2 separate regions of the Homo sapiens genome follow, and region 1 is linked to region 2. A link is a loop called in an ENCODE intact Hi-C map of the cell type or tissue named here. Cell type or tissue: Calu3. All regions are shown on one strand. Each heading gives the region's core, and the rest is flanking DNA. Links, peaks and the distances in the headings are about the cores only.

What was found. Peaks named below come from ENCODE experiments on the same cell type or tissue, not always from the same donor. Only the 100,000 strongest peaks of a DNase experiment are listed, where the experiment ranks them.
Region 1: a loop joins it to region 2, with 24 times the contacts of the local background. A loop is called at or near these places in 1 of 110 quality-filtered maps.

The regions. Positions count from the first base shown.
Region 1 is chr17:40,456,112-40,460,433 of GRCh38, forward strand. It overlaps IGFBP4 (insulin like growth factor binding protein 4), which reads left to right. Exons shown (of 4, transcript NM_001552.3): 4 at 338-1,614. The coding sequence ends at 472. Among named protein-coding and RNA genes, the nearest start is that of IGFBP4, 15 kb to the left of the region's middle. In Calu3, for the core only: no CTCF peak of the experiment used is centred there; DNase peaks (open chromatin) are centred at 2,170, 2,550, 2,916, 3,660 and 1 weaker place.
Region 2 is chr17:40,210,924-40,215,305 of GRCh38, forward strand. No RefSeq gene overlaps it. Among named protein-coding and RNA genes, the nearest start is that of WIPF2, 6.2 kb to the right of the region's middle. RefSeq lists an enhancer at 2,034-2,328. In Calu3, for the core only: no CTCF peak of the experiment used is centred there; a DNase peak (open chromatin) is centred at 2,262.

The DNA.
Region 1 (4,322 bases), core at 1-4,000, 250 kb after region 2:
TATAATCCCATTCTTAAAGTCCCAACCCAATCAGAATATGTACCCAAAACATCTCCAACCTGAACCCAGCCTTTCAAATCCAGCTGTGCCTTTAAACCCGAGGGCTTTCTTAAGGTCCTGCCTTCCAGAACTCTCTGGACCTTTCCTTCTTGACCATGTTCTCCCTGCTCCAGTGAGCTCAGAAGACCCATGCTCAAAAAAGAGTCACCACCCTCAGAGGCCATCTTGAAGCAGCGACCGTCTGACTTGGGGGCTGGGCTGGGCTGGGATTGGGGTGGGTCACTTGGGGTCTCTTTTCCTGCGTCGGAACTGACCCCTCATGTCCTTCTCTTGGCAGTGTCACCCAGCTCTGGATGGGCAGCGTGGCAAGTGCTGGTGTGTGGACCGGAAGACGGGGGTGAAGCTTCCGGGGGGCCTGGAGCCAAAGGGGGAGCTGGACTGCCACCAGCTGGCTGACAGCTTTCGAGAGTGAGGCCTGCCAGCAGGCCAGGGACTCAGCGTCCCCTGCTACTCCTGTGCTCTGGAGGCTGCAGAGCTGACCCAGAGTGGAGTCTGAGTCTGAGTCCTGTCTCTGCCTGCGGCCCAGAAGTTTCCCTCAAATGCGCGTGTGCACGTGTGCGTGTGCGTGCGTGTGTGTGTGTTTGTGAGCATGGGTGTGCCCTTGGGGTAAGCCAGAGCCTGGGGTGTTCTCTTTGGTGTTACACAGCCCAAGAGGACTGAGACTGGCACTTAGCCCAAGAGGTCTGAGCCCTGGTGTGTTTCCAGATCGATCCTGGATTCACTCACTCACTCATTCCTTCACTCATCCAGCCACCTAAAAACATTTACTGACCATGTACTACGTGCCAGCTCTAGTTTTCAGCCTTGGGAGGTTTTATTCTGACTTCCTCTGATTTTGGCATGTGGAGACACTCCTATAAGGAGAGTTCAAGCCTGTGGGAGTAGAAAAATCTCATTCCCAGAGTCAGAGGAGAAGAGACATGTACCTTGACCATCGTCCTTCCTCTCAAGCTAGCCAGAGGGTGGGAGCCTAAGGAAGCGTGGGGTAGCAGATGGAGTAATGGTCACGAGGTCCAGACCCACTCCCAAAGCTCAGACTTGCCAGGCTCCCTTTCTCTTCTTCCCCAGGTCCTTCCTTTAGGTCTGGTTGTTGCACCATCTGCTTGGTTGGCTGGCAGCTGAGAGCCCTGCTGTGGGAGAGCGAAGGGGGTCAAAGGAAGACTTGAAGCACAGAGGGCTAGGGAGGTGGGGTACATTTCTCTGAGCAGTCAGGGTGGGAAGAAAGAATGCAAGAGTGGACTGAATGTGCCTAATGGAGAAGACCCACGTGCTAGGGGATGAGGGGCTTCCTGGGTCCTGTTCCCTACCCCATTTGTGGTCACAGCCATGAAGTCACCGGGATGAACCTATCCTTCCAGTGGCTCGCTCCCTGTAGCTCTGCCTCCCTCTCCATATCTCCTTCCCCTACACCTCCCTCCCCACACCTCCCTACTCCCCTGGGCATCTTCTGGCTTGACTGGATGGAAGGAGACTTAGGAACCTACCAGTTGGCCATGATGTCTTTTCTTCTTTTTCTTTTTTTTAACAAAACAGAACAAAACCAAAAAATGTCCAGATGATTGTGTTTGGTTGATTTATTCTCAGTTAGACACAGGGATGCACCAGGGGTGGAGAGACGGGGACAGATTTTGGGAGGTGAGTATTGTGTGGTCCCCAGACCTGTCTGTATGGTAAGGGACTGCAGAAGGACGGCCAATCCACCTTCCTCTTCCCTGCAACGGAAGTTTCCTAGGGAACTCCTTGGCTTCAAAGTCTGCGCTGTCTTTACTTAGACTCCTGGTGGGCAAACAATGGCTCCTGAAAGGGGGGCATGACCAAGGACAGCCCTGTGGGGGCAGAGCTGTCTCTGGGATCAGCTGGCATGTGGGGCTGGGGCATTTCCTAGGGCATCGGGCGGACTGGGCTTGCATCTGGATTTGATTTATTAATTTGTTGGGGAGGGGCAGGGACACTGCCCTGCATTTGAGGAAAGGGGGTAGATGCTTCAGCACATTCCACAGCTCTGACTGCCGAGATCTCTGACTCGGGCATTGTGCTGAGATTGGATTCTGAGGTTGGGAGGGGTTGACTTTGCTGTAGACTCAGTGCCAGCCACAGCTTCAGAGATTGTGCTCACATGGTATGCCTGGACTCTTGGCCATCCTCCAAATGCCCCTCCCCTCCCACACCTCTGTGCCTTGTGTGTGTGTGTGCACGCATGTGTGTGGCAGGGGGTGGAGGGTCCGGGAGCAGAAGCTGATCTCTCGGTGGGGGCCTTTTTCCAGGAGGTTGCAGGCAGTCTGGAGACGCTGCATTGAGCCTGCCGCCCGCTGCGCGGGCTCCCTCCTATCTAGCTGTGTCCTGGATTCTCAGCCCCCTCCCCAGCTCCAGAGGCGCTTCCAGGCTTCTGATTTCACTGGGCCCCAACTTTGTTGGCACCTGTCCCGTCTGCATCTTGAGGCTGGGTCTGCAGTTCTGTCTCTCTAGCTCTGCCCCAGCAGCAAAGTCCTGCAGCCATCTGGTCTCCCTGAGGCACCACGGCGGCTGCCAGCAGCAGGAGATAAAGAACAAAGTGGTGTTGAGGGTTGCTTCCTCAGCCCCAGCCACTCTTCACAGAGTCCCCTCCTTCTGGAGCCCAGGCCAAGGCCTGTGGGGATGGGAGGTGGTGCACGCTGAAGATTAAGTTTTAGGTTTCAAGTTTAGGGAAAGTATCTCTTTCCCTAAGGCATCTTTTTCAACCCCCTTGTCTCTAGTCCCCTTCCCGATGCTCTAGGCTTGCACCCTTGGCAGTGGTGGTAGGAGGTCCTTTTTCTTTCATGGGCCTCCCAAAAAAGCCAAATTGGCTTGGAAGTAGCTGTGTGCATGGCCTGGGTGTAACTTCGTGACATACGTGCATTTGTGGAGTATGTGTGTGTGCATGCATGTGAGTATGACGCAGTGACACCTGAAACGTGAGTGTATGGGCTTTTTGGGGGTGTGCATGCCTGTTTGATGTGTGAAGGGAAGGTGTGCCATTTGTGTGGTGTGTATATGTGGTGTGTGCATTTGTGTGGTGTGCATTTGTGTGGTGTGTATATGTGGCGTGTGCATTTGTGTGGTGTGTATATGTGGCGTGTGCATTTGTGTGGTGTGCATTTGTGTGGTGTGTATATGTGGCATGTGAACACGTGTGCGATGTGAGGAGAGAGGGAGTGAGACATTCACGGAGCACGCCTGTCTCTCCTGGCTGTGGATGACTGGACTCTCGCTCATTAGGTGATCCCACCTCAGGGTTTGTGGGGAGATGTCTGACACTAGAGAATGAACATGTGCTTTGGGGAGAGGACTTTCACATCCCACAGAAACACTGCCCTGTCCAGGCTTCATGCCCACAGGATCCTGGAGCCAGGTCCTAAGTACCAAAAAGCAAATAAAAGCAGCTTCTTGTTTGCAGCTAGGCCCTCCCACCCTTGAAACGGTGGGAATACCCAAATGGTCTCTCTAGTTGCCACAGGGGTGTCAGCACCTCTGGGAGATGTGGGAGGGAGGTACTGGTGGCACCACTAAACCTGGATGGACTTGAGAACTGAAGTCCTTGAGTGCTCTGTCCTGCCTCCTGGAGACATGTCATTCCCTCCCACTGACTTGGAGCAGGGGATGGGACATCCCGCCTGCCAACAACCCCTAGCTGATCTACATCAAGCATTTGGTTTCCATTTCCCAGCTCACTAATAGAGATCAAGCCCTGATGTTGGCTGGGGGTTGGGGGCTGGGTTTTCCACTGGCAAGAAGGTGGGGTGGGAGTAGGGAGGAAAAATGGAGACTTGAACTGATTCCAGCCTTGGATTCAGGTTGGGGAATCTCTGGAGAGCTGGCCAAGCCTCTGGGCCCTGCTTGCTCTTCAGGCCCTGAAGTTCCAGCCACTGCCATCTCCCACCTCTTTCCAGGAAAAGGCTGGTTGTCCTAACCCCGCTGTACCCTGAGCCACATTCTGCCACCAAGCTGCTCCAGGAATGTTACGAGGCATGCAGGATTTGGGATGCCTGCTCGGTCCTCTTTCCCAGTGTGGGGGGCTGTTATGTGGCTGTGTGGTAAATGGCCTGAAGTGTTACCTGACAGAGATTCCCCCTGTATTCCAGGCCTCTCTGACCTCGAAAGAGAAAGTCAAGGTGATGTGGTGGAATGGAGCTGGGAGGCAGGCTGGCCTCTGGGATGTTGGGTCAGGACCGTGGGGCAGACTTCTGGGCACACCCATGGAGGAGCAGACACTGCTGCAGCCAACCAAGGGTCTAATTAGATCCTCA
Region 2 (4,382 bases), core at 188-4,187:
CACATTGGCCAGGCTGGTCTGGAACTCCTGGTCACGAGTGAGCCACCCACCTCAGCCTCCCAAAGTGCTGGGATTACAGGCGTGAGTGGGTCCCATCTTTACGGTGGGGGAATCTCCTATTAAATTCCCCTTTGAAGACTGAGCACGGTGGCTCATGCCTGTAATCCCAACACTTTGGGAGGCTGAGGCGGGAAGATCATGAAGTGAAGAGATTGAGACAATCCTGGCCAACATGGTGAAACCCCGTCTCTACTAAAAATACAAAAAATTAGCTGGGCGTGCTGGCACGCGCCTGTAGTCCCAGCAACTTGGGAGGCTGAGGCAGGAGAATTGCTTGAACCCAGGAGGCAGAGCTTGCAGTGAGCCGAGACTGCACCTCTGTACTCCAGCCTGGTGATAGAGCAAGACTCCATCTCAAAAAAAAAAAAAAAATTCCCCTCTGGAGAGGTTTTGGGGTGTTTCCCCTTCCCATGAGACAATAACAAAAGTTCAAGTTCACCAGGTTAGTCAAGTGCCCTCAGAGTAAAAGCTTGTTTCAGTGTTCCACTGACCTCTCTCTGCATCCCCTGCCTTATTTTATTTTGCCCTGAAAATTCCTTACTTTTTCAGCAGCTCATCAAAGCATTTAAAATTTAAAAAAATTTAGGCTGGGTGTGGTGGCTCATGCCTGTAATCCCAGCTACTCGGGAGGCTGAGGCAGGAGAATCGCTTGAACCCAGGAGGCAGAGGTTGTGGTGAGCCAAGATCACGCCATTACATTCCAGCTTGGGCAACACAATGAGACTCCATTTCAAAAAAAAAAAAAAATTAGGCCAGGCGCGGTGGCTCATGCTTGTAATCCCAGCACTTTGGGAGGCCAAGGTGGCAGATCATGAAGTCAGGAGATTGAGACCATCCTAGCTAACATGGTGAAACCCTATCTCTACTAAAAATACAAAAAATTAGCCAGGCGTGGTGGCGCATACCTGTAATCCCAGCTACTCGGGAGGCTAAGGCAAGAGAATCGCTTGAACCCAGGAGGCGGAGGTTGCAGTGAGCTGAGATTCTGCCACTGCACTCTAGCCTGGGCGAGAGCGTGAAATTCCGTCTAAAAAAAAATTTAAAAAAATAATAATTTTTATCTGAGATTTTTAGTTGTTTTTTGGGGAGACAGAGTCTTCCAGGTACTTGGCCTGGCAGACAAAGGAAGGCATAAACATGAAATATTTTTGCACGTATTTAATATGACCTGTTTTTTTCCAAGAATGCAACTACTATGTAAATTGTTTTGTATTGTTCAGAACTTTATCAAAAGTTGTTTACCATTTTGGAAAATCACAACCCTAATGGCAATGCTGTTCTATACAACACCCTTAGGTCAGTCTGCATTTATCTCTACCACACTCTTAGTGATTCTAGGTATGGGTGCAAGTATCTGACTACTTTATCTTCTAGTGTAATGGTGCCTGGGTATTTGCATATTGAAACGCCATCCTTCTATTTGTCTTTTTTTTTTTTTTGAGACGGAGTTTCACTCTCATTGCCCAGGCTGGAGTGCAATGGCATGCTCTTAGCTCACTGCAACCTCTGCTTCCCGGGTTCAAGCAATTCTCCTGCCTCAGCCTCCTGAGTAGCTGCGATTAAAGGTGCCCACCATCATGCCTGGCTAATTCTTTATATTTTTAGTAGAGATGAGATTTCCCCATGTTGGCCAGGCTGGTCTTGAACTCCTAACCTCAGGTAATCCACCCGCCTTGGCCTACCAAAGTGCTGGGATTGCAAGTGTGAGCCACCGTGCCCGGCCTATTTGTCTTTTTTATAATCAAGACATCATATTGATTTGTTTTTTGAAATCATGTGTCCAGGCAGGTTATATTATCTGTTCATTTCACTTTGGGATATTAGTGTTGCAAAATATTTGTTATAAGAAAGGAACATTGGGACTGGGTGTAGTGGCTTACACATGTAATCCCAGCACTCTAGGAGGCTAAGGCAGGAGGATCACTGGAACCTAGGCGTTCCAGATCAGCCTGGGTAACACAGTGAGACCTTGTCTCTACTAAAAACAAAAAAAAAATTAGCTGGGCATGGTGGTGTGGGCCTGTAGTCACAGCTATTTGGAAAGCTGTGGCAGGATTGCTTGAACCTTGGAGTTCCAAGTTACAGCCACCTATGATTGTGCTACTGCATTCCAGCCTGGGTGACGGAGCAAGACCCTGTGACATTGGATATGGTAGGGTGGAAAGTCACCAGCCAGGACATTAAGAACGCAGACTCAGCCAGGCATGGTGACTCATGCCTGTAATCCCAGCCCTTTGGGAGGCTGAGGCAGGCAGATCACGAGGTCAGGAGTTCGAGACCAGCCTGGCTAACAGTGAAACCCTGTCTCTAAGAAAAATGCAAAAATTAGCCAGGTGTGGTGGCATGCGCCTGTAGTCCCAGCTACTCGGGAGGCTGAGGCAGGAGAATCGCTTGAACCTGGGAGGTGAAGGTTGAAGTGAGCCGAGGTCGCACCATTGCACTCAAGCCTGGGTGACAGAATGAGACTCCATCTAAAAAAAAAACACACAAAGGCCGGGCGCGGTGGCTCATGCCTGTAATCCCAGCACTTTGGGAGGCCGAGGTGGGTGGATCATGAGGTCAGGAGATCGAGACCATCCTGGCTAACACAGTGAAACCCTGTCTCTACTAAAAATACAAAAAATTAGCCGGGCGTGGTGGTGGGTGCCTGTTGTCCCAGCTACTCAGGAGGCTGAGGCAGGAGAATGGCGTGAACCCGGGAGGTGGAGCTTGCAGTGAGCCGAGATCGTGCCACTGCACTCCAGCCTGGGCGACAGAGTGAGACTCCGTCTCAAAAAAACAAAAAACAAAAAACAAAAAAAAACCACACACACAGGCTCAGCGGGGTGCGGTGGCTCACGCCTGTAATCCCAGCACTTTGGGAGTCCGAGGAGGGTGGATCACAAGGTCAGGAGTTCCAGACCAGCCTGGCCAACATAGTGAAACCCCTTCTCTACTAAAAAATACAAAAATTAGCCAGGTGTGGTGGAGCACGCCTGTAATTCCAGGTACTCAGGAGGCTGATGCAGGAGAATTGCTTGAACCCAGGAGGTGGAGTTTGCAGTGAGCTGAAATCATGCCACTGCTCTCCAGCCTGGGCGACAGGGCAAGATGTGTCTCGAAAAAAAAAAAAGGGGTTGGGCGCAGTAGCACATTCCTCTAATTCCAGCACTTTGGGAGGCCAAGGCTGGCGGATCACCTGAGGTCAGGAGTTCAAGACCAGCCTGACCAACATGGATAAACCCCGTCTCTACTAAAAATACAAAATTAGCTGGGCATGGTGGCACATGCCTGTAATCCCAGCTACTAGGGAGGCTGAGGCAGCAGAATAGTTTGAACCCAGGAGGTGGAGGTTGCGGTGAGCCGAGATCTCGCCATTGCACTCTAGCCTGGGCAACAAGAGTGAAACTCTGTCTCAAAAAAAAAAAAAAAAAATGCCGGGCGCAGTGGCTCACGCCTGTAATCCCAGCACTTTGGGAGGCCGAGGCGGGCGGATCACGAGGTCAGGAGATTGAGACCATCCTGGCTAACATGGTGAAACCCCGTCTCTACCAAAAATACAAAAAAAAAAAATTAGCCAGGTGTGGTGGTGGGCTCCTGTAGTCCCAGCTACTCAGGAGGCTGAGGCAGGAGAATGGTGTGAGCCTGGGAGGTGGAACTTGCAGTGAGCCGAGATCTCGCCACTGCACTCCAGCCTGGGCGAGAGAGCGAGACTCCATCTCAAAACAAACAAACAAACAAACAAAAAAACAAAGGGCCAGGTGTGGTGGCTTACACCTGTAATCCCAGCACTTTGGGAGGCCAAGGCAGGTGGATCACTTGAGGTCAGGAATTCAAGACCAGCCTGGCAAATATGATGAAACCTCATTTCTACTAAAAATACAAAAACTAGCCGGGCGTGCTGGCATGTGCCTGCAATCCCAGCTACTCGGGAGGCTGAAGCAGAAGAATTGCTTGAACCCGGGAGGCAGAGGTTGCAGTGAGCCGAGATCGCGCCATTGCACTTCAGCCTGGGCAACACAGCAAGACTGTCTGAAACAAACAAACAAAAAACACAGACTCTGGAGATACTTTTACTTTCGCTACTTATAGATATGTGACTTTGAGCAAGATGATTAACCTTGCTGTGTCTGTTTCTTCATCTGTAAAATGGGCTTAAAAATATCTGCCTCAGAAAGTTATTGAGAGGATTAAATGAGCTATGTGAGGTTTTGACAGTGCCTGGCACATGGTAAGTGTTACTAAATGTCAAACTTATGATGACTTCTGTAACCTAATTTCTTGCCTCCCCCAGAAGTTCTAACTCTATATCAATATATTTTCTGAACCAGGTGAGGTGGCTC